6 separate regions of the Homo sapiens genome follow, and regions 1, 2, 3, 4 and 5 are each linked to region 6. The links are chromatin contacts, found by Hi-C in ENCODE. All regions are on one chromosome and are shown on one strand. The core of a region is the stretch at or near the end of the contact, and the rest is flanking DNA. Distances in the headings are between cores, read along the strand shown.

Region 1 (3,707 bases), core at 1,208-3,707, 2.3 Mb after region 6:
TTTTCATGCTCTCAGTGTACCCTCCTTCTTCTTTCTAACATTCCATCCAAACAGTCCTGCTAGATGCTGTTCTCTTGGCATGGCTAGCCAGCTTTCCCAAAGCCTCCATAGGCCACTAAGCTTCTGTCCACACGGCTGGCTGGTCCGTCAGTTTAAGTCACCCAATTCAACTGACATCATGACAGCTTGCAAATTCCAAAATCACTGTTGGTAATTTAGATGTGGTAGTGTTTATGCCTGGCCTATGAATTATACCACCACGTCTTTATTTATATGCAACTTGCATCATGCTGTGTTGAAAGCAGCTTCCCAGTCCAGCACTTGAAAATACTTCTCAGATAGGTTTTCATAGCAATTAAAAAATAAACACAAAACCCGGGAAAGCTATGTCTGTGTACCCAAAAGATACCTAAGAACACAGTAGCATAGAGAGCAGGCTGAGTTGTCTCACTCAAGGATGTGAGTTCAGATTCATTGATCTCCCTGACTGAAAACTATCACCCATTGATTGAGGCACTGTATATCTTATCTCAGAATGAAATGAATTCTTAAGTCTCATGAATTCTACATGAATGAATGAAAGTGTTTCTGCAACTTTCACTTCTCTTGCAGCCCACCAAAAACAATGGCATTTTCTAATAGGAAAAACACATTGAACGCTGTATATGTGCGTATGTATATGTGTGTGTAGTACATACATATACTTTATTTTGAGACAGGTTCTCACTCTGTTGCACAGGGTGGAGTGCAGTGGTGTGCACAGCCTACTGCAGCCTCAATTTCCCAGGCTCAAGCAATCCCCCTGCCTTAGTCTCCCAAGTAGCTGGGACCACAGGTGTGCACCATCACGCCTGGCTTTTTTTGGTTTCATATATATATGTTGCCTAAGCTGGTCTCAAACTCCTGATCTCAAGCAATCCTCCTGCTTTGGCCTCCCAAAGTGCTGGGACTACAGAACACCTACACTTTTATACATTCTATATGCATCAAACAAACATATGTCTGTGACAAGAGAGCAGCCTATCACAGCCCAGAGACTTCAGAATGGGGACAGGTTGGAAGGAGGAGCTACCTATCCCTGAGATGATGAAGAGGACCAGTGCCCATTCCAGGAGACATCACCGCAGCCCTGAGGAATCGGCTATGGGCACCAGCAGGGCACAGTGCCACACCTCGCCAATGCCTTGTCCTCCTTTTCCATAGTGAGTCAGTCAGCAAGCGTCGCATTGCCCTGGGATCGGCACTGCACGTAGAAGTGAGTTCCACACTCTCTTCCTCCCATAGGGAGATCACTTTTCTCATTCTAAGGGTTCCAGGCACACTCACAATGGTGGCATTTGCTGAGCAGTGGCTTGAATAAAGGGCTCTCAGAAAGCAAGATGTAACTCAGAGCATAGGCTTGTCCTCCAGGGCACCCAGCCCCAGGAATGCTCTTGGGGAATGACCTGCAGCCTCCCAGTGAAAGAGAGAATAAAAGAAAGCCCCAGCAGGCGAGCTGGGCAGTAGAGAGTCCTGTAATTCCACCTTGGCAAGCACCATTTGCAAGAACGAACTGGGATAAGGTAAACAAAATATTGCCTAAAAGAGGCTTGTCCAAAGAAGTCAGAATACGCTCTTCATTTACCTCTAAATTATGTTTCTTAAATACCAAGTAACCTGCAGTACCCCCTGCCGCCACCAAAAAAAAAGAGAGAAATACTTTTTTTTCTCCTATCCACTGCAGAATCAATTTTACAGTGGTTCTGCAGTTAATCCTTTCAGTACACCATAAATCTAAATACTCAAAAAAACCTGTGCCTTTTCAATTGCTACTAAATCACGAGAAGACTGATTTACATAGTCTCCTTTTATCTCCCTTGGCGGGTAAGTACTCAGCTCTGCTCGTTACTAATATTGAAACAACAGCCCTTGAATTGAGTGATTTCCCTAGAAAGGTTAAGGTGACCGAATCTGAACACTCCCTCCATGTCTTGGACACGAAGTTTTTTGCTGCGTAGACAGTTTTATCCCCCTCACCCCAAGGTCAATTGCACGAATTCTTTTGGAAAACAGGACCTATGGCATTTCCCAGACAAATCACCGTGAACCCTGTACTGTGCATTGCTGTCCTAAAATTAACACATAAATCTATTGCCGCCAAAGATTCTGTCATTTGTGTTACATAATTGCCTTTCATTTGAACTCATTAATCAAATTGGGGTTTTTAAGCAACACCTAATTAATTCTTTAACTGGCTCATATTATACCTTTAATGACTTCCACCAGGGTAAAAACCACTGATCACTGAGTTCTATTTTGAAACTACGGACGTCGAGTTTCCTCTTTCACCCAGAATTTTCAGATCTTGTTTAAAAAGTTGGGTGTGGTTTCATGGGGGGAGGGGGAAGAGCGAGAGGAGACCAGAGGGACGGGGGCGGGGACTCTGCAAGAAAAACCTTCCCGGTGCAATCGTGATCTGGGAGGCCCACGTATGGCGCCTCTCCAAAGGCTGCAGAAGTTTCTTGCTAACAAAAAGTCCGCACATTCGAGCAAAGACAGGCTTTAGCGAGTTATTAAAAACTTAGGGGCGCTCTTGTCCCCCACAGGGCCCGACCGCACACAGCAAGGCGATGGCCCAGCTGTAAGTTGGTAGCACTGAGAACTAGCAGCGCGCGCGGAGCCCGCTGAGACTTGAATCAATCTGGTCTAACGGTTTCCCCTAAACCGCTAGGAGCCCTCAATCGGCGGGACAGCAGGGCGCGGTGAGTCACCGCCGGTGACTAAGCGACCCCACCCCTCTCCCTCGGGCTTTCCTCTGCCACCGCCGTCTCGCAACTCCCGCCGTCCGAAGCTGGACTGAGCCCGTTAGGTCCCTCGACAGAACCTCCCCTCCCCCCAACATCTCTCCGCCAAGGCAAGTCGATGGACAGAGGCGCGGGCCGGAGCAGCCCCCCTTTCCAAGCGGGCGGCGCGCGAGGCTGCGGCGAGGCCTGAGCCCTGCGTTCCTGCGCTGTGCGCGCCCCCACCCCGCGTTCCAATCTCAGGCGCTCTTTGTTTCTTTCTCCGCGACTTCAGATCTGAGGGATTCCTTACTCTTTCCTCTTCCCGCTCCTTTGCCCGCGGGTCTCCCCGCCTGACCGCAGCCCCGAGACCGCCGCGCACCTCCTCCCACGCCCCTTTGGCGTGGTGCCACCGGACCCCTCTGGTTCAGTCCCAGGCGGACCCCCCCCTCACCGCGCGACCCCGCCTTTTTCAGCACCCCAGGGTGAGCCCAGCTCAGACTATCATCCGGAAAGCCCCCAAAAGTCCCAGCCCAGCGCTGAAGTAACGGGACCATGCCCAGTCCCAGGCCCCGGAGCAGGAAGGCTCGAGGGCGCCCCCACCCCACCCGCCCACCCTCCCCGCTTCTCGCTAGGTCCCTATTGGCTGGCGCGCTCCGCGGCTGGGATGGCAGTGGGAGGGGACCCTCTTTCCTAACGGGGTTATAAAAACAGCGCCCTCGGCGGGGTCCAGTCCTCTGCCACTCTCGCTCCGAGGTCCCCGCGCCAGAGACGCAGCCGCGCTCCCACCACCCACACCCACCGCGCCCTCGTTCGCCTCTTCTCCGGGAGCCAGTCCGCGCCACCGCCGCCGCCCAGGCCATCGCCACCCTCCGCAGCCATGTCCACCAGGTCCGTGTCCTCGTCCTCCTACCGCAGGATGTTCGGCGGCCCGGGCACCGCGAGCCG
Region 2 (4,297 bases), core at 800-3,299, 2.7 Mb after region 6:
ATTTTAACATTTTTTCTGCTTTTGAAAGGAATACACGCTCATCATTAAAATATTTTGAATAATAAAATGCACAAAGAACAAAAACATTGTCTAGAATCTTGCCACTCAGAGACAATCATGTCATAATATTCTCATGTATTTCCTTTCAGATTTTTAAAATTGTGGGCATTTGTAATTTTATAAGGTTTGTAACTTCCTTCTGAAAACTTGTGTATTCAGATGTCTATGTAAATATGAATCTGTATTATGCACCTTAAATGGCTGTGTAGTTTTCACATCTTATGTACTATGATTTAACTGACCAGTGTAAATTACAGTGATCAGTTACACTTATTTAGTGCTTACTCTATGCCAGGCACTGTAATAAGCGTTTTGCTTGTACTAATTCATTTGATCCTCACAACCCTATTATTCCTGTTTCTTACACATGAGGAAACTGAGACACCAAGAGGTGAAGCAATTTGTCCAATCACTCAATGTGGGACATTTAATGGCTGGCAATGCTTTGATCCTTTAGACAATGTTGCCATGTATACCTTTGTTCATGTTTTAAAAGAATGTCTTTAGGATTAATTTGCCGAAATGGAATTGCTGGGTCCTAAGGTTTTAAAAATTTTTTTACATGCTTCCAAATATTTCCCTTAGGAAGATTATACAGTATTTACACTTCATCCAACAGTATGTGAGTGTCTGACTCCTCACATCCCTGATTCTTTGCAATTTTTTTCTTTTTTTGAGACGGAGTTTCGCTCCCGGGTTCAAACGATTCCCAGCCTCAGCCTCCCGAATAGCTGGGATTACAAGCGCGCACCACCACGCCCGGCTAATTTTTTGTACTTTTAGTAGAGACGGGGTTTCACCATGGCCAGGCTGGTCTTGAACTCCTGACCTCAGGTGATCTGCCGGCCTCGGCCTCCCAGAGTGCTGGGATTACAGGCGTGAGCCACCGCGCCCGGCCGATTCTTTGTAATTTTTACCTAAATGACAAAACATTATCTAACTGCTACTTTAATTTGCACATTTCACTTTTAGAGGTGGGACTTCATTTTTAATGAATTTTTAAGCACTCTTTGATTACTATGTATTAATCCTGTGTTGACATGTCAATATTAGTTTCCACGCTACATTTGGAGATGCCGTAATTTGCGGGATAATTTCCATTTACGTACAAGATGTGCTTACTAAGTTTGTTCCAAGTGGGACGCAACATCTCTAGTAGATGCTCCTTAAAACTTCTCCATCACACAGAGAATAATTTTTATTGGTTAACTAAACTTATAAGTAAAATAAATAAACCAACATTTTGGGTTGCTAGGAATCACTCACTGATCAACTTTTAGCTCCAGTTTTTTTCTGTTTTCTTTTTTTTGCTCAGTCTAGGGAGGCTATCTTGGGCTGTGAAAGACATGTCACCAACCATCACAGCTGCTGAGTGATTGCACGGTTAGTCAGTAGGTGCCAACGCCCTGCTAGAAGAGCTGTCTGCAGATTCCAAAGCCGGGCGTTCAGGGACTCCCGGGAAGGAGCCAGCGTTACCTCAGCCTCTCCGAGGGACACGCGCGCCCTGAACACTCCCCTCTTGGGATTCAGGCCAATTCGTTCAGCTCCCATGACTTCATCCGAGCAAGTTTGTCACCTCACGCAGCTAATTAAACTGTTTACCTAGAAGATGATCCAAAGGAATTTCCATTTCCTTCCAGAGGGAATACAAGGTTATGATAACCGAGAGAGCGAGAGGAAAAAAGGCGCACAGCTCGACCCGAACTCAACCTGCTTTCTTTCTCCTGGCTCTCCCAGTCACTCCTGGGGTTGTTAGTAGGCTTCAGCACGCCTGAAGGACCCCGTCCTACGGAGACTCCTAGCCAAGGGAAAAGCAGAAAACACAAGAACTAATTCCACTCTTATGTGTGACTAATTAAAAGAGGAGTCAGGCAGAGGGGACTCCCTGTTCAGCCTTTACCGATGGGGCAGGCTCGGGGCAGCTTTGAGACAGGCAGCGCCAAGGTCGCCCAGATTCCCGACAAGCTCCGCGCGGGGGCTTCCTCGGCTCCTTGCTGTTGCCGCCGCCGCAGCTGCTGCCGCGGTTGGTGGGGTTGGGTGAGAGGAGGAGCTGTCGCGGACCCTGTAGAGTCGGTCTCTGTTGCTCTTTTTGCCTGAGGAGTCTTCCATCCTACGTCGAGCTCTGACTCCCGTGCTGTCGAGAGGGAGTCCCCGGGGACACCTCGGCACGCAGCGGAGATGCCTCTTTTTGCCACCAATCCCTTCGATCAGGATGTTGGTAAGTGTTTTTGCCTCTCCCTGCCCATTCCTCACCGGACTGCACGCTCACTCTGCCAGCCCCTGCCTGCATTCAGGACCCTCGGGCCAGGGCCAAGGAAGAGCTCGCTCTTCCCCTTTCCTGAGGCTCCCTCCTTCAGAGCTGGGAGGAGGTTGAGGGCTTGGCGCATCCTCTTTGAAAGAAATGGGACTCATCCTGTGAAATGGGCCTTGAGCTAGGACTGTAGGTTGCCAAAGAACTGCTGAATGGGTTGGTGTAAAGGGCCTGGGAGGAGCAGCTGGTGTAGCATCTGGTGCAGGGACTGTGCTTCTGGAAGAACAGCGAAGGGCTTAAGGCGTATGTTGGCTAGATTAGGATTGTAAACCCTGTACCAAAAGTGCTTGCCTAGACAAATAAATGTTGAGCGTCTGGAACTGGCAGAATGTTTTAGGTAAGGTTCCTTAGAGGATTTTAAAATCTTTTGTAACGGTAACTGAAGGAGGGAGCTCTGGTTAAGGGTAGACTCTCAAACATGTTAGGAGCGATGAAGATGAAATACTTGGCAACGACTGAAACCGAATTGAGGACCTGAGCCTTTGGGATGTCTCTCTTAGGCTAGGTCTCTGCACTTTAAAAGGTGTAAAGAAGTGTGGAAGAAGTTGTTGAATCTGGAAAGAGTTTGAAATGCTACATTTTTGTTGTTTTCTGAATCACTGGTATTAGGTACTGATGATGTCAATTCAATAGGTTTGCTTTTGGTTTTTAATTTTATTTTATTTTATTTTTTTCTGACTTGAAGATAATAATTATGGGAATTTGAGTTTCCGGGGAGAGAATTTTGGTTTAATTTGAACGCACGTAGGAACTACCTTGGCACACAAGTGTGGAATGAAAGCAAGCCAAATACCATTTCCAAATCCCTTATGGCAGAATGTAATCATTACTGTGAATAAGGACAACCTTATGAATTTACTTGTCTTTGTGTATTTTAATTATGAAAGGTGGATGTTGAATTTTTCTTTTTAAACTCTTCCTTAGAGCATGTCACTGAAACTTGGAAGTTTATATAAGAGTAGAAAAAAGTTCACTCCTTACCTCTGCCACTTCTCAGCTCACGGTGAAATCATAGGCAAGTTAAATTCTTTGAGTTCCAGTGTTCTTGTCTTTAAAGAGGGGAAAACACATCATTCCATTCTGCAGTTAAATAATATGTCTAGAGGGCCTGCTACAGTACCTTTATGTGGTTGGCACTTACTAGATGCTACCTTTTTTGTTCCACCTTAAATGAGTGTCCTGAATCTTAGCAGTGGACAGAACCTTGGAGATCACCGATTATACTTAATGAATTGGAAAATTGCATTTAATTTAATAAGCAGTTAGCACACACTACAGGACACAGCAGCTCAGTGACATAAGAGATACAGTGATGAGCAAGGCCTAGTTGCTGTTCTCAAGCAGTTTTACATCTCACTACATGAATCTCTAGGGGAAATACTTAAAACAGCTTCTTAATACTTGCTTCTTCTGTTTACAGCACCTTTGTCTAGTTTTCTTGGTCCTGTATAATTTAGCTAGCAACTACCCAATCACCTTTATATTCTACTGACTTTGTGAACACATATTTGCATTGGATTCAGGTAAATTTCTTAATGTCAAACCCGTTCCTAGTAGCTGTACCACCCAGTTCAAACACAGGCACCTTCTTGCCTTTATGCTTTTGTCCTACGCTTATGCTTTCTTTTATCTTTCAACATATCCTTGTGTGTTAAGGCCAACTCAGAATCCAACTTGTTACACCTGAGTCATTTCCTGATTACTGTAGCAAAGGGTTTCTCAGTAGCAACGTTATTGACGGTTTGGGCCAGGTAAATATCTTTGTCATAGGAGTTTGTCCTGTGCAATGTAGGGTGTTCAGCCTTATCCCTGGCCTTTATCCACTAGATGCCGGTGACACCCAGCCCCCACTCATGATTTTAGAAGTCTCAGGACATTGCTAAATGCCCCCTGGAAGGACAAAATACCTCCCAGTTGAGAACCGCT
Region 3 (4,007 bases), core at 927-3,426, 2.9 Mb before region 6:
AGAGGCAGCAATGCAACTTGTGAAAACAACATACATGGGCTTGGAAGTCGGACTGATTTTAAATCTGCATCCCAACTCTGCAGCCTGATAGCTACAGAAATCAGGCAACAACTTCTCTGAGTCCACTTATTTATCAATAAGATGGATATACTGCTATCTATCTTGTAGAGTTCTTAAAATTCTAGCATAGTAACTAGCATGAGGGAGGCATTAATAAATGTTCTGTCACAAAGAACACTGAGAAGTTCAGCATACAATGAAAGATTTGTAAAGTCAGATAAAGACTATTAGATTTTATCTACTTCTATCCTCAATTTTTACATTCCAAGGATAGCAGCAGAGTCACCTACCCAAGATTATATATACAGCTAGTTTCCGTGGCTGGACCAACACTCACTACCCAGTGCTTTTTCACTACCTACACTAAAACGAATAAAATATACAAACACCGTGATTCACCTCAATACACGTTTGTTTTATGTCGACTTAAAAAACTGAGCACTAAGTGATATTTAATAAAATGCTAAAATTCTTATTTCAATAACTTCAAGCTTTAACAGCCAAACTTTTCATCTAAAGTGTTTCCAAAAGTTTTTCAAGTCCAAATACAATTTTAAATAGGTCCTTTCTCAAGATAGTGAGGAGAAAAAGTCGTGATCTTTTCACTGGAATCCGATTAGCTGTTACAAATTAGTTTGCTGAATACAATTATATTCAGACTACCCTTAAAAGGAAACCATGCTTTAAAACCACCTTCCTAGCTCCCAAAATAGTGTCCTGTCACTTGAACTGTATATTTTATTTGGTATTCTAAATACATTCTGAACTTCCAAAAGAAAGTAAAACTAATTTACTAGAAGTACCAATGGAGTGTATTGGGGGGAAGAGGGCACAAAAGGGGGTGTTTCCCTTTTAAAGACATTCCCTTGCAAAGTACCATATGGATTATGTATGAAATCCCAATCAGAGTGCTCCGAAAACACTCCAGTATGAGAGAATGCGGTTTTACCTTTCAATTCTCTTATTCAAAATGCTGTCAGGACAGAACAGCACAGGAACACTATCTCCCAGTTTCTGACTTTATTTTTTAAAGAACATCCTTAGTATAAAGGACGTATTAAGAACTGTTAGAAATTGTACCAGCTCACAAATGAGGAGACTGACGATGTTAAGGAACACCTAAGAACTATGGAAATGAGATAAAGCGTCAGCGAGGGTTTCACTTTGATCTGATGCATCGTTTCGTGTCGTGTAAGTCCTCTAAGATGAGCAAGAGAGCTGAAGGTCCGATCACCCCAGCGTGGACCCAGCTGGCTCTGCTCTGCCAACCTGGGGACCAAATATCCTGTGATCACTTCCTTAGTCCAACAGTCCTAGCAAGAAGAGAGTGCTTGGCGCCTTGAAGAGGTGAAGGTAAAGTGAAGAATCAACCAGCCTATGTGATTAAAAGGAAGTCAACCAAACAGCCCATGCCCACCATCCCCAGATACACCCCAAGCCCCTTCCCCTACACATACCTCTCCTACAAACCCCTGCTCTGGTGGTGTAGGAACCTCTAAACCCACCACACTTCCCCGACACAACTCCCCTTCCCACAGGTATCCACGGTCACCTTCGCGGACCATCGCTGCCCCAACCCCAACTTCTCGCCCCACACTCCCTCGCCACAGAAGCCTTCCCGGCCGGTCTCCCCACTCCGCAGCCTCCCACACACGCGCCCTCCCCACTTTCTCGCCCTCGCTTCCCTCCCGGCTCTCGAGGAGCTTCCCCCGACCTCCCCTCGCTCTCCTCCACGCCCCCGAACACTTTCGCCCCTCCACCGCGGGCTCCCCGCCTCCAGTCTCGAGGCCCGGCCCAGGCATGTGGGGCAGGCACCTCCTCCACCGCCCCCCAAGCATGGCCCGGCCCGGGGGCTCCCGCGTTGATGGGAGCCTCGGAGACAGGGGGTCTGAGGAGAACGACGCCGGACCCGCGGTCCCTCCACTGCTCGCCGACCCCGGAGAGCTGGAGTGTGGAGTCGCCTCTGGGGTCCCCCAGGGAGTAGGAGTCTAGGCCGGTGCCCCCCAGCCCCATTTCCTCCCGATCGTTGGAGCGGAGGGGAAGGAGGATCCCCGGGACTCACCTCGAGCCTGTTGTCAACATTAGCCCCGGGTTTCCCAGCACCAACTCCAGCGCTCGGGCTCTCCCCTCCCCTCCCCCCACCTATCTCGCAGCCGAGGGCCCGCCTTCCCTCAGCTCCCCCTCCTCCCTCCGCCCGCCAGCCCTCCCGCCCGCCACTCACCAGCGCGGCCGGGCTGAGAGTGGGGGCGGGGCGGAAGGAGGCGAGAGGGAAAAGGCCATCCGCGCGACTGCCCGATTAAAAACAGTCCTGATCGTCTTCCCTGCGGCATGCCGATGCCCTCAGCTTGACTCTGGGGTGGCGGGTCCGGGGCAAAGGCTCATATGAGTGCCATTCACTTAACAGCTCTTTCAAATTCCCCAGTCGATGAGAAGAGCGAATTTTTCAGACTGGCAATACGTAAGGTAGCCACTACCAGCACCTCAAACCAGGGCCCCAGCGGAGGGGTGGAGTGTTCCGAGGACCCGAGGCAGGAAGTGGATTGGTCGCCAGGAAAGGGAAAGCGCCTGAATTGGAGCTGCGCAGGCGCAGGCGCTTCGCGGGGGATGGGGGTGGGAAGCGCGAATGGGGCGGGGCGGAGCTCACGGGAGGCGAGGAAGTGTGGTGGAATAGTGGGAGGGTTACGGAGCGCCATTAAGGACAAGCCCGGCCACGTGATTCTCCTGGGCGTTTCCTGGTGCGAACCTAAGGAAGAGGTCTAAGAAGAGAAAGTTTGATTGGACTAATTCGAGGGGAGACGTTGAAGATTTAGAAAATTGGAAACTGGAGAAACTAAACCATATGGCTGGTTTGGGAGGTGGGAGTCGCTTAGGAATGGGTCTAGTCTTAAGAATGCCCTAAAAGACATCGAAAGTCCTGCGGGGGGATTTCCAGAAGCACTTCTAGGTGTTCGACGTAAAAACCACCCAGGGCGAAGAAGAATCAAGGCTTTTTCCATACACTTCTTAGAAAGTACCTGGTTCTAGCAAGCAAACTTTTAAAAATTACAGTGGCAAGACTTCCCTGAGTTATCAAATCACCCATTTTAAAAAAAAAATGGCTAGCGTCGACATTTCTTCTGAATGCGAACCCAGGCCGACTTTCAAAAATGGGTATCAGTTTATCCACACTGCTTATTTCCTCCTGAATTGCTGAAATGGTGCATCTGGCCTCGAAACAGTACTGGGTTCTGCCAACATGATCCGAGTAGGTGGCTCTGGCTGGTCCGGAGCTAGAGGAACAAGGGTGCGAAACTGGTCTTGACGTTTGCTTGACTTGAGGGGGCCCCACCTGGTGCCCAAGCCCACGTAATGAACTACTACCAACCACAAATACTTGAGGCAAGTCCAGGTTCCCTATGACTCAACCTTTGCCCATTTGCCTCTATTTACTGTTTGCTTCCCCATTTACTCTTAGCACGCAAATTATCCTCTCATACTGAGTGTTGCTGCTTCCTGTATTTAAAAATATATATTTTTTATACACTACACATAGGTCAGTCATTTAAAGGATAGTGAAAGAGAAAGATGAAGGCCGGGCACGGTGGCTCACGCCTGTAATCCCAGCACTTTGGGAAGCCGAGGCGGGCGGATCACAAGGTCAGGAGTTCGAGACCATCCTGCCTAACACGGTGAAACCCCGTCTCTACTAAAAATACAAAAAAAATTAGCCGGCCGTGGTGGCACGTGCCTGTAGTTCCAGCTACTCCGGAGGCTGAAGCAGGAGAATGGCGTGAACCGGGAAGGCAGAGCTTGCAGTGAGCCGAGTTTGCGCCACTGCACTCCAGCCTGGGCGACAGAGGGAGACTCCGTCTCAAAAAAAAAAAAGAGAAAGATGAATACTGCTATTCTGCAGCATTGATAAACAATTATGAGAACTGCCCCAAATACCATATTGGTGATAGCCACCC
Region 4 (4,117 bases), core at 511-3,010, 2.2 Mb after region 6:
TTAATCCCAAAACTGTCACTTAAAATTACACAATTTCCCCTAACAAATTAGCAAGGATTAAAAATTGATAATACATATCCCTGATGAATATGTAGTTAAGGCACTCAAAAATCTCTGAAAAGCAATTTGCTATCCTCTCTCTCAAAAGCCTTAAAAATTCTGTTTTTCACTTAGTAACTAGCACACAGTTAAGTCTTACTGTTGAATTAATTCCAACAGTTAGTAAACATGCTTAAAGAGAAAATCGGCATTATGCTCAAGAATGTAACTGTAGCACACTGTACTTGCAAAAAAACTGAAGAATGATCTAAATATTCGACACTTAAGGAATGGCTGAATTACAGCTTATGATAAAGTACTAAGCAATTCATTAAGGAGTTTCAAGATATGGGAAAACGCGGACATTATATCACTTTAGAGAATTAACAAAGAGTAAATAGTACTAGAGTTTTGCTTTGATGCTGCTAAGTTTTAAAATGAGAAATAAAGATAGCCGGCAAACAAGTACTAAAAACTTAATGATCATTAACCTAGTCTAGAATTGAAACTCAATAAATCTGCTCAAAAAACTTATACGCTAAACCCATTAAATATTGTCTGTATCTTACAGTTACTCTTGTTACTCTTGGTCCTAAATAAGGAAGCAGGGAAGTTTCAGTTCGGTGGTTGTCTTAGTAATTTAAGAATAAACATGCACCTTCAAAGCCTGTTTGTCATTCTGTATCCCCAGCTCCTAGCACAAAATCTGGCACAGAATAGGAGCTCAATAAATAATTTTGAGTGAATATCACCAAAAGTAAAACTTTCAGTTCCAACTCAGCATGAAAGAAATCAAAAACCTCAAAATCAAAGACGTGCATAAAAGTAATAGTTTGCTTGATAATATCTCGTGATGTCGTTTTAAAGTAATAGTGATAATAATGTATAATATTTGGAGTGGTTACAATGTATCAGGCACTAACAAGCACTTGACAGACTTTAATCCTTATAATAATCATTCTCTTTTAAAACCAGGAAACAGGTTCATCACTGTTCACGAAGTAGCCCAACGTCACACTGCCACCAAGCTGGAACTCAGTTCTCTGGCATCTAAACGCAGAACTACAGAAGACACGTTTCTTTCCAACGATCAGACGTCCAAGTTCTTCAAGCTTCCTCTACCATCCTATTTAGCATTCGCAAACTTCTACCTTGAATTGTAGCTATTATCCCTTCCAAGATCCATCTCTCACCAGGGGAGCCCCTGACACTCCCTCCCTCCCCAGCTGGGAAGCCCCCCAGGATGAAGGACCGAGTCTCCATGCTTCTCGGTGGCTGCACACTTAGAATGGGGGCTTGGCACCAGGCGAGGGTCTCGCCCCTTTGATACCCTTTGAGGTTGATTTACTGCCTTGCGAATCCCGACTCCCAACTGGGCCCTTTGAGGCGCCATGTGCGGCCCCTCGAGCCAGACTCGGCGCCAGGAGAAGGGAGTCAGCGTCTGGAGGGGTGGACACGGCGGCGCGCAGGAGCTGTTTCCAGGACAACCGAGGGCCGCCCCACAGTGTCCGCCCCACAGTGTCCGCCCCTTGCGTCTCGCCGCTCCGCCCCTTCCCGGCGCGGGTGCTCCAACCAGCCCCCGTGAGCGAATAGAGAGAGGGGTGCTAGATGGACTCTCACCTCTCAGCGCGTGGTGCATGCCGCCCACGCCGCTGTATAGCTCCAGCACCCGCAGGGGCTCCATCCCCGCGCCTCAGCCGCCGCAGCCCCGGAGCTAGGCCTGCCGGTCCGTCGCTCCTCCTCCCTCCATCGCGCCGCTCCCTCAGCCTCTGGTTCCGCGGCGTTTCAGTTCCCCCGTCTCCTACCGCTCCAGGCTCAGGGCTTCAGAGGGCCTCGCGGCCTGGGGATTGGCAAGGGTCTAGAGGGGAACAAAGGACGGAAAACAATAAGGCTTCCCGAATGAATGGCAGCCACTCTGTAGCCTGATTTACGCTCCATTTCCTTCTTTGGTGTCAGGGGCCTTGATTGGAAAAGAAATCCAGAGTTCAGTAAAGGGGAGAAAACTGCCTTGGTTTCCAAGTGAATTAACACTGGTTAGAAGCCAGAAAAAAATCATTTTTCAGACAAGCTGCTTTTCTGTCACTTAGAAGCCTGAACATTCAAACATTCTTTCCACAGTGTGCCTTGTTTCCTGCCTGCCCTGGGTCAATAGAGAGAAATTAGACCAGCCTCTCCCCTAGAGAAGATTCCAGAATTATAAGTAAGGACACAAGTCCACTCGCAGCAGAGAAAGCCCTGTGTGCGTGCTGATAATACAGAGGATGTTTGTTGTGTCTATTAGTGGGGTTAATTATGTTTTAGCTTGGAAATTACACCTACATAGAATACACAGTGAATATCATGTAGGATTATTTATGGGTCTTTAAGTGCTATGGCCTTGATTCCTCAGGATGATCCAGTAACCAACTGTTAGAGGCTCATGTTGACGAAAAAAGCCAAACTCCGTAAAATGTTTGAAGAGGTTTATTCTGAGCACAAGGTGAGGACCGTGACCCATGACACAACCCCACAGGGTCCTGACAACATGTACCCAAGGTGGTTGGGCTACAGCTTGGGATTATATGGTTTTAGGGAGACATAAGGACATTAACTGGTATATGGAAGGTGTACTTAGTTTGGTCCATAAAGATGGGACAACTCAAAAAGGGGAAGGATTCCAGGTTACAGGTGGATTCAAAGATTTTCTGATTGGCAGTTGGTTGAAAGAGTTAAGTTGTGACCTAAAGACCTGGAATCAATAGAAAGGAATGTGTCTGGGTTAAGATAAGGTGGAGACCAAGGTTCTTATTATGTAGACGAAGTCTCATACGTAACAGGCTTCAGAGAGAATAATTGGCAAATGTCTCTTATCATGTGTAAAAAGATGCCAGACTCTTAGTTAAATATCTCTTGGATCAGGAAAAGACCTGGAAAGGGAAAGGGAGTCTCTATAGAATGTAGATTTTCCCCACAAGAGATGGCTGTGTAGGGCCATTTCAAAAAGTGTCAAAGAAATTTATTTTAGGGTAAAATGCTTTGATTTAGGGCCTGCTATCTTTCATGTGATGCTATACTAGAGTCATGTTGGAATTTTGGTATCTTATTGCTAAGAAGAGTCTGTTATGTCGGTATGAAGATCTCTTGTTTTAATAATAATACTGGTCAGTTGTGCCTGAACTCCAAAGAGAGGAAAGTATAATGAGGCATGTCTGACTTCCCTTTCCCAGCATGGCCTGAACTAGTTTTTCAAGTTTCTTTGGAATCCGCTTGGTGGAGGTGTTCAATCAGTCAGTTGGGGGGAGCTTAGAAATTTTGTGGGGGGAGCGGTGTTTACAGTCAATTATAAATAAAAATAATGTACCCATATGGAGGATAGAAAATGTTCCCGTTGTGAAGTGTTTTTCTCTTTGTTCCCAACACTGCCACAGGTTTTTGTTAGGGGGAACTTGGGGGTACCACTTGTAATAACAATAACTGATTTGTTAGAAATGTTGCATGCCTGCTAATGTAATGCTGTTAACAAATAAAAGTATAACCACTGCATCCAAATTATAACATTCACTGGTTCCTTTTGATGTGGTCTATGAAATTAACTTTTTAAATTGTACATGTGCATTGGCCACGTGCTTTGCTTTTTGTTAGTCACTTTCAGATAAGAAGAGGTGTATGGTAGAAAGATACCAGATAACTCAGCTTTAGCCCTGGCGTTGCCAGTTAACTGATTGTGTGACTTTGAGATGACCCTGGTTTCCTCATCTGTAAGATAAAGCAGAAGGGAACAGAAAGAGATGGATTGTTGAGGGTGTTTTAGTTCCAAGAAATGAATTCATGGCTGAATTCAAATTAGAAAAAATGAGACCTGATTTGGCAACGTGTTAATTATTTATTGAATTTGAAATATGTAGAAAGAAGACTTGTTACCTGCTTTAAGCAAATGTACTCTTAAACTAACTCAGCTTACAGAAACCATGTACACACTGACATATGTATAATGCATGAAGCAAACTTTTTAAATATTTATTACATATAGTACCAGAAATAAACATCAGTACATAAAATGTAAAGGGAACTATATAGTCACAGTGATTTATATATAGCC
Region 5 (4,043 bases), core at 1,264-3,763, 2.9 Mb before region 6:
GACCGTCCTGACCAACATGGAGAAACCCTGTCTCTACTAAAAATACAAAAATTTGCTGGGCATGGATGGCCGGGTGCAGTGGCTCACGTCTGTAATCCCAGCACTTTGGGAGGCCGAGGTGGGCGGATCACGAGGTCAGGAGATCGAGACCATCCTGGCTAACATGGTGAAACCTCATCTCTACTAAAAATACAAAAAATTAACTGGGTGTGGTGGTGGGCGCCTGTAGTCCCAGCTACTCGGGAGGCTGAGGCAGGAGAATGGCTGGAACCCGGAAGGCGGAGCTTGCAGTGAGCCGAGATCGCGCCATTGCACTCCAGCCTGGGCGATAGAGCGAGACTCTGTCTCAAAAGGAAAAAAAAAAAAAGATTAGCTGGGCGTGGTGGCGCATGCCTGTAATCACAGCTACTTGGGAGGCTAAGGCAGGAGAATCACTTGAACCTGGGAGGCGGAGGTTGCAGTGAGTGGAGATCTCGCCATTGCTCTCCAGCCTGGGCAACAAGAGAGAAACTCTGTCTCAAACAAACAAACAAACAAACAAAAACAACAGCAACAAAAATTAGCTGGGCGTGGTGGCAGGCGCCTGAAATCCCAGCTACTCGGGAGGCTGAGGCAGGGGAATTGCTTGAACCCGGGAGATGGAGGTTGCAGTGAGCCGAGATTGCCCTACTGCATTCCAGCCTGGGCGACAGAGCGAGACTCCGTCTCAAAAAAAAAAAAAAAAAAAAAAAAGGAAAAAAAAGACAAGCCCTTGCAAAACCAGGTCCAAACTAGCAAGATGGGGAGGCCACCAAAGTGTGGACCTAAGGGGTCCCAGCTACAGTAGCTGTGCTGGATGACGCTCCTGTGCTTGCAGGGGGCACTTACATGTGCCTACATTATATAATCTATCATCCTGTGTGCTGAGTTCTATCTACAGCTAGACTGGGAACTAAGGGCAGAAACTGTGCCTTATTAATCTTTGTAACCCAGCAGAGTGCTTTATGAGTGTACTGGTTGAATGAGTAAGAAGGAGGATGTCTTGGGCTTGTATGTATAATATTCCTAGGAGTTTGGGGTATAGCTGCACAGCTTACTGGAACGAAGGATGACTAACCAGGTAAGGATGCAGACTCTCTCTCCTACCATACTGGCAAAGTTAAAAGTAAGCCACAGAAAAAAAATCATTTGGGAAACTCACTCAGAGACAGACCAACTAATCGTTCATGTCCAGTTTCTTTTGACTCTTATCCCTTTCTTCCCTGCTCCCTTTACCCTATTTCCTTCTTTCTCTCTTAATGTTTTTTGTTTGTTTGTGAGACAGAGTCTCGCTCTGTCGCCCAGGCTGGAGTGCAGTGGGCACGATCTTGGCTCACTGCAACCTCTGCCTCCAGGGTTTAAGCGATTCTTCTGCCTCAGCCTCCCGAGTAGCTGGGACTACAGGCACCCGCCACCACACTCGGCTAATTTTTGTATTTTTAGTAGAGACGGGGTTTCACCATAGTAGCCATGATGGTCTCGAACTCCTGACTTCGTGATCCGCCCTCCTTGGCCTCCCAGAGGGCCTCCCAGAGTGTTGGGATTACAGGCATGAGCCACTGCAGCCTGTTTTGTTTTTTTTTTTTTGTTCGTTTGTTTGTTTGTTTTTGTTCTGTTTTTTTTGAGACGGAGTTTCGCTCTTGTTGCCCAGGCTGGAGTGCAATGGCGCCATCTCAACTCACCGCAACCTCCACCTCCCGGGTTCCAGCGATTTTCCTGTCTCAGCCTCCCGAGTAGCTGGGACCACAGGCACCCACCACTACGCCTGGCTAATTTTGTATTTTTAGTAGAGACGAGGTTTCTCCACGTTGGTAAGACTGGTCTCGAACCCCCGACCTCAGGTGATCCGCCCGCCTCGGCCTCCCAAAGTGCTGGGATTACAGGCGTGAACCACCGCGCCCGACCTAATTTTTGTATTTTTAGTAGAGATGGGTTTTCGCCATGTTGGACAGGTTGGTCTCAAACTCCTGACCTCAGATGATCCTCCCGCTGTGGCCCCCCAAAGTGTTAGGATTACAGGCGTGAGCCACCGCGCCCGGCCTCTGTTAATGTTTCTTAAGAAAACAAAAAAATTAGGGGTATTGATTTTGTAGCTGCGCTAAGTAACCTTTGCTTTTTGCGTCCCTTGGTCTCAGTCCTAGCCATTTCCTATCCACCCTGTGGCTAATTTGTCCTTTCTGTAACAGACACCCTAGACTGTGTCTATGCGGTTGGGCAGAGGCGTGATGGGTAAACACTCCTGGCGGGAGACTACAGGCGCTGCAGCTACATCCTGTTTCGTACTGGGAGCAGGTGCCGCCCCGCGGAACACTTACTTGCCCCGCCCTGCGGTGGAGCAGGGCGGTCTCAGCCGCCGGAACCGCCCTGGAAGCCCGCCCCAATCCTGGGCGTCGCTTCGCTGTGAGTGCCGCTGCCACGGATTGGCTTCCAGGGTCCGGCCCGTCGGCCAATCAGGCGCGGGGGCGTTGTCTGGGGGCGGGGCTCCGGCCGCCTCTGACGAGTCCCGGATTTACCAGGGCCGGTGGGATCCCCTCGGGCTCCCGCCTTAGCATGCTGGCCGGGACATCTGGTGAACATGGCCTCTGCTACTGCGGCAGCAGCACGACGGGGCCTCGGCCGGGCTCTCCCTCTCTTCTGGCGTGGCTACCAGACCGAGCGGGGCGTTTACGGCTACCGGCCGAGGAAGCCCGAGAGCCGCGAGCCCCAGGGCGCCCTGGAGCGCCCCCCAGGTCGGGGATGGGGCCCGGGCGGTGGGAGCGGGGGCTGGGACGCAGAAGCCTCCCCTGGCCGATTTGCGGTGGGGTGTCGGGGTCGGGGAACCGGCTGCCGGCCTGAACGCGCGGCCGGTGGGGAGGAGGGGGAGGTGAGGGGAGCAGAGGGTAGGTGTGGGTGCTCAGTGTTGGGGTCATCCCCCGTCCATCCTCTGTAACTGAGGATCTTTGAGGTCCACGCTTGGGTGGTCTTCCCATCTTGCTGGTCCGGACCTGGTTTCGGAAGGGCTTTTCTTTCCTTTGTTGGAAACGTGTGAGAAACTCTTTTTTTCTTTCTCTTTTTGTTTCCTTTTTTTTTTTTTTTTTTTTTTGAGACGGAGTCTCGCTCTGTGGCCCAGGCTGGAGTGCAGTGCTGCGACCACAGCTCCCTGCAGCCTCGAACTCCTGGGCTCAGGCTATCCTTCCACCTCAGCGTCCCGAGTAGCTGGGGACACAGAGGGATGACCACGCCCAGCTTTTTTTTTTTTTTTTTTTTTTTTTTCATTTTTAGTAGAGATGGGGTCCCACCATGTTGCCCAGGCTGGTCTTGAACTCTTGAGCTCAAGCTGATCCTGCAGCCTCGGCCTCCCAATGTGTTGGGATTACAGGCTGAGCCACTGCACCCAGCCTAGAAAACCAGCTCTTTAATGAGGCGGAGCTGTGGGAGAAGTAAAGTTTTAAGGTCTCCCAAGGATACATTTCCAGGACCATCTCTGAGGCTTCTTTTATGTGAGCAGGTGGGGGGGTCCAAGACTGCATTGCTTGGGAGAAGTGGGCAGTTAGTTCCAGTCTTGGAAGACAGCATGATATTTATTATGTATTTGTCTCCTTGTAGCTAGTCTGTTACTTTAATTTCAGAGTTTAACTCTTAACTCTGCTGAATTTGGAACTATGTGCTGGTGGGGTTTCTTTCTTTTCCTTTTAGCCACTCTATTGACACCTTGATATGTGCTGGTGGTTTTAATGAATTAACAGTCATGAATATCAGCTTTTGGAACTTCTGTTGCATGCTCATTTGCGAGACTAATTTTGAGTATTTGGTTTACGCTCCAAAATTATTGTATCATTATTTATCCTCACGGAGTAGAAGATAAGTACAGATTGCTTATTAGAGGAAAATCATTTGGCATCTTTGATCTGATCATTAGATTAATGTTGAAGATCCCCTTCGGCATCTGGGCACCTGACCTTGGAATGTTCCATCAATCACACACTAGAACTTCAATATTTTGCTCTTCACTTCGGAGGGCATTTAAAATAAACCTCATATCTCTG
Region 6 (3,782 bases), core at 725-3,224:
TTAGATTTATTATTTCTCCAAACTCAGCCATCCTAAACACGAAGTGCAAGTTTCGGAAGTATACTTTAATCCTGGCTAGCCCATTTTGAGTTCAGAGACTCCAGTGCGGCTCTACACAAAAAGTAAAAATAGGCATATCCTCGTCCAGCAGTGGATTCTCAATGAAAAACAAAACCAGAAATGTGTCAGGCACAGCGGCTCACACCTGTAATCCTAACACTTTGGGAGGCTGAGGTGGGTGGATCTACCTGAGGCCAGGAGTTCGAGACCAGCCTGGCCAACATGGTGAAACATCATCTCTACTAAAAACACAAAAATTACCTGGGTGTGGTGGTGCGTGCCTGTAACTCCAGCTACTTGGGAGGCTGAGGCACGAGAATCGCTTGAACCCAGGAGGCGGAGGTTGCAGTGAACAGAGATCACGCCACTGCACTCCAGCCTGGTGATGGAGACTCCACCTCAAAATAATAATAAAAATACAAACATTAGCTAGGCATGGTGGCTGACTCCTGTAGTCCCAACTACTTGAGCAGAGAGCATGTGCCACACTGTACTCCAGCCTGGGCGACAAAGGGAGACCCTGTCTCCAAAAAAAAGAAAAAGAAGAAGGAGATGCTCAAAGACGTGCACGATGCGAATACGGCAACGCACGAGAAGAGGTCCAGATTTTCCCATTAAAGAGAAATCACTGGTGGCTTTGTGGAAAAAAAAAGCAGAGACATTTCGCAGAAGCAGTAACTTCAACGATTTATAGTCCAAGTGATTGATTCCACACACAAAACAACATAGCTGGCCTTCACACCAACCCTGTGAGGAAAGGCTGTGTTTGGATACCTGTAATTTACTTTAAAATACTTTCCTACTGCGCAGGTACAGATAGGTTTGTTACGCTGATTGACTCCACAGGGTAGTGGGAGCTTCCTGCTCCAGCACGCTGCAAGGCCACACAGCAGGAGGCAGCAACTCCAGTGATTCCGTTTATCATTTTCTCCAATTAACACTAATGGCTGGGCGAATTAGCACAATGAGCATTAAAACTGTTTTCCCTGGTAAAAGTTAGTGACTTGTTAGCACAATAGAAGTGAAAATGAACAATGGTTGTCAAGTTAGCGGTATTTAAACTCTGGAACTTAGCTCCAATCTCTGCTTGGAGCATCAGCGACACTCTAACCTTAATCCCTAAATCGGCCCAGCTGTGAAAGGATCCAGCTGTGAAATCATAGTAGCTTTTCAGGTTGCCTGATACCATCTAGAAGGGAAACATCCCTCCAACCTAAACTAGAACGAAACTTTCATATTGGATACGGACAGAACACCCAAAGGCCAAGGAGCTTGCACTTCGTGGAGCTCTTAGGCGGGCTGTTCCACAGTTGTGTGTGTGTCTGAGTCTCCTGCTTGCTGACCAATGTTTGAGGGTGTGGTCAAATGGATCTGAAACTTGTTTTCTTCATACATGGTAGCGAGGCTCTGAGGGAAGTACTAACCCTCGCCAATCTCTGATCATCGGCCACCAGCAAAGCTACCAAGAGAAACTACTAGCAGTGCTTGACCAAGCCGGCCCGGGGCGCAACTGGCAGGCGCCGTTACGCCGCGTTGACCACATCCGAAAATAGATGAAGCCTTTGAGAGGCTGAAGAGCCCGACTGGGACAAGGCGTGTGCTGGCCGCCCCCTCGCTGGCTTCCCACAGGCTGCAGCTCCTTGCTCCAGGGCCGGCCCCCTCCTGTCCTCTCTCCAGCCCCCAGCGCCCCGGGAGCGGGCGACGCGCAGCCCTCACTCACCTTTGTGGCAGTGGGACAGGAAGTAGGCGCGGGCCCTCAGGTTCTCCCTATCGAAGCGGTCTATGGAGATAGTTGGATACTCGGCCATCTGCCCCTCGAAAGAACTCATAGCGCCGCCGATCCCAGAGTCCGGGACCCCAAAACCGCAGCTGAAGCCAAGGCCAGCCCTGACCGCGCCGCCACTTCCGGGAAGCCGCGCGCTGCCTCGCCATTGGGCGGCCGAACGCAGCCACGTCCAATCAGAGGAGTCCGGAGACCGGGGGCAAAGTCAAGGAGCATCCGGTCGGGTTCTAGGCGCCCGCTGCTTGGGTTTAAATCACCCGCGCTTCGCTGCACGCGATGGGCCCTGAGCCCTGCCCAGTGCAAGGCTCATTCCCGCCCAACAAACACAGGTGTTGCTCTGGTAAGGCGTTGCCCATGTCTGTGGAGGTGCAGTCGCGGGAAGGGAAATCGAAACTCCCAGAGCAGGTGGCCCCAGCCGACGAGGTGAGTGGGCTGCGGAACTGCGCTTAGAAATCATTCTTCGTTCCGCTTCCTGCTTGTCTGCTGCTAGCCTGAAACCCGAGCTCAGTTCCCCGCCCTCTCTCTTCTGTTCCCAATTTCTAACCTTGTGGGATTACCGTGAGGGTTGTATGAGAAAGTTTGTATCTGACTCATGGTAGATTCAGGAACTATTAATTCCCTCTTCCGTTTATATAATCTACAAACTGAATAAATCATCTCTGCGTGATCTTGGGGCAAATAAGATCCCAATAATGCCTTCGCTGCTGGCCTCTCCCCTGGGCCCCCACCTTTTTGAGCTATACTTTTAGGAAGTTAGAATGATGTACTTAAAAAAAGAAAAATGGCAGGAAAGGTCTAAAATTTTTTAACAACCAAAGCAACTTTATGAAAAGGTTTGTTAAACCTTTTATTGTATTTCCTTTATTGTATTACAATAAACCAAATAATCACCATGACATTTATTGTGCTCCTTCCTATCAAATCTCCTTAGTATAATTAAACACAAACAACCCAGAACACTTTCGCTTTATTTTATTTATTTATTCAGTTGGGGTCTAGTTCTATCGCCCAGGCTGGAGTGCAGTGGCGTGATTTCGGCTCTCTGCAACCTCCGCCTCCCGGGTTCAGGCGATTCTCCTGCCTCAGCCTCCAGAGTAGCTGGGACTACAGGCACGCGCCGCCACGCCTGGCTCATTTTTATATTTTTAGCAGAGACGGGGTTTCACCACGTTGACCAGGCTGGTCTCGAGCTCCTGGCCTCATGCGATCCGCTCGCCTCGGCCTCCCAAAGTGCTGGGTGAGCCATTGTACCTGGCTTTCCAGGCCTCCATAACACTTGAAGTCCCACTTTGTGCACAGCACTGTGACAAACCTTCGGGTAGCATTCAATCTATCTGGCGACAACATGTTTGCAGAATATGGCAAATAAATGCTTCCACAGAGACGCAAGGTAACGTGAGAACAAATCCAGGAACAAAGATTTCTGACCAGGGAAATCAGGAATCAGAATGCCATCCCAGCCCACCTCAGTGGCTCATGCCTGTAATCCCAGCACTTTGGAGGGCTGAGGCAGGTGATCACCTGAGGTCAGGAGTTCAGGACCAGCCTGGACAACATGGTGAAACCCCATCTCTACTAAAAATACAAAAATCGGCCGGGCATGGTGGCACACATCTCCAGCTACTCGGGAGGCCGAGGCAGGAGAATCACTTGAACCTGGGAGGCGGAGGTTGCAGTGAGCCTAGATCATGCCAGTTCACTCCAGCCTGGGCAACAGAGAGAGACTCTGTCTCAAAAAAACAAAACAAAACAGAATGACATCCCTAGTGAATGTCAGCTTGTGCCTGTAGCCATGATACTCAGAGTTCTATTCAAATACAGATTTCCATGAAATCTTGAGGAGGGGGAGGAGGGGTGACATGGAAAGGTATACACAACATAATCACTAATTGAGGTAAAATATCCTGCTAGTATACTACTGGCAACACCTTTGATGGTT

Evidence for each region. Hi-C counts contacts between places; a loop is a spot of excess contacts on that map. Pooled maps may share reads with other maps.
Region 1: a map with no recorded cell type shows a loop between it and region 6 (8-fold over the local background). The contact joins the promoter of VIM here to the promoter of DCLRE1C in region 6. A Hi-C loop is called at or near these places in 7 of 37 single-sample maps with no recorded cell type and 13 of 50 pooled maps.
Region 2: a loop to region 6 is called in a map of naive thymus-derived CD4-positive, alpha-beta T cell, with 6 times the contacts of the local background. The contact joins the promoter of STAM here to the promoter of DCLRE1C in region 6. A Hi-C loop is called at or near these places in 1 of 168 maps with a recorded cell type or tissue (naive thymus-derived CD4-positive, alpha-beta T cell), 3 of 37 single-sample maps with no recorded cell type and 7 of 50 pooled maps.
Region 3: a loop to region 6 is called in a map with no recorded cell type, with 11 times the contacts of the local background. The contact joins the promoter of UPF2 here to the promoter of DCLRE1C in region 6. A Hi-C loop is called at or near these places in 5 of 37 single-sample maps with no recorded cell type and 9 of 50 pooled maps.
Region 4: a loop to region 6 is called in a map with no recorded cell type, with 8 times the contacts of the local background. The contact joins the promoter of TRDMT1 here to the promoter of DCLRE1C in region 6. A Hi-C loop is called at or near these places in 4 of 37 single-sample maps with no recorded cell type and 4 of 50 pooled maps.
Region 5: a map of naive thymus-derived CD4-positive, alpha-beta T cell shows a loop between it and region 6 (8-fold over the local background). The contact joins the promoter of DHTKD1 here to the promoter of DCLRE1C in region 6. A Hi-C loop is called at or near these places in 1 of 168 maps with a recorded cell type or tissue (naive thymus-derived CD4-positive, alpha-beta T cell), 1 of 37 single-sample maps with no recorded cell type and 6 of 50 pooled maps.

What each region holds. Positions count from the first base shown.
Region 1 is chr10:17,225,784-17,229,490 of GRCh38, forward strand. VIM (vimentin) reads left to right here and starts at 2,458. Exons shown (of 10, transcript NM_003380.5): 1 at 2,458-2,741; 2 at 3,493-3,707. The coding sequence starts at 3,640. It overlaps VIM-AS1 (VIM antisense RNA 1), which reads right to left. Exons shown (of 3, transcript NR_108061.1): 1 at 3,562-3,707. RefSeq lists a silencer at 937-1,151.
Region 2 is chr10:17,642,102-17,646,398 of GRCh38, forward strand. STAM (signal transducing adaptor molecule) reads left to right here and starts at 2,050. Exons shown (of 14, transcript NM_003473.4): 1 at 2,050-2,278. The coding sequence starts at 2,239. It overlaps STAM-DT (STAM divergent transcript), which reads right to left and starts at 1,817. Exons shown (of 1, transcript NR_110370.1): 1 at 1-1,817. RefSeq lists enhancers at 1,004-1,652, 1,653-2,302, 1,725-1,794, 1,945-2,064.
Region 3 is chr10:12,040,633-12,044,639 of GRCh38, forward strand. UPF2 (UPF2 regulator of nonsense mediated mRNA decay) reads right to left here and starts at 2,177. Exons shown (of 22, transcript NM_015542.4): 1 at 2,123-2,177. It overlaps LOC105376416 (a long non-coding RNA gene), which reads right to left. Exons shown (of 3, transcript XR_930666.2): 3 at 3,167-3,329. RefSeq lists enhancers at 1,085-1,174, 2,345-2,594 and silencers at 1,695-1,744, 1,765-1,904.
Region 4 is chr10:17,199,912-17,204,028 of GRCh38, forward strand. It overlaps TRDMT1 (tRNA aspartic acid methyltransferase 1), which reads right to left and starts at 1,761. Exons shown (of 11, transcript NM_004412.7): 1 at 1,660-1,761. The coding sequence starts at 1,723. RefSeq lists a silencer at 1,399-1,458.
Region 5 is chr10:12,066,441-12,070,483 of GRCh38, forward strand. DHTKD1 (dehydrogenase E1 and transketolase domain containing 1) reads left to right here and starts at 2,514. Exons shown (of 17, transcript NM_018706.7): 1 at 2,514-2,747. The coding sequence starts at 2,594. RefSeq lists silencers at 2,540-2,589, 2,690-2,849.
Region 6 is chr10:14,952,122-14,955,903 of GRCh38, forward strand. It overlaps DCLRE1C (DNA cross-link repair 1C), which reads right to left and starts at 1,975. Exons shown (of 14, transcript NM_001033855.3): 1 at 1,781-1,975. The coding sequence starts at 1,889. It also overlaps a transcript of MEIG1 not described here. RefSeq lists enhancers at 612-1,340, 1,341-2,068 and a silencer at 2,087-2,166.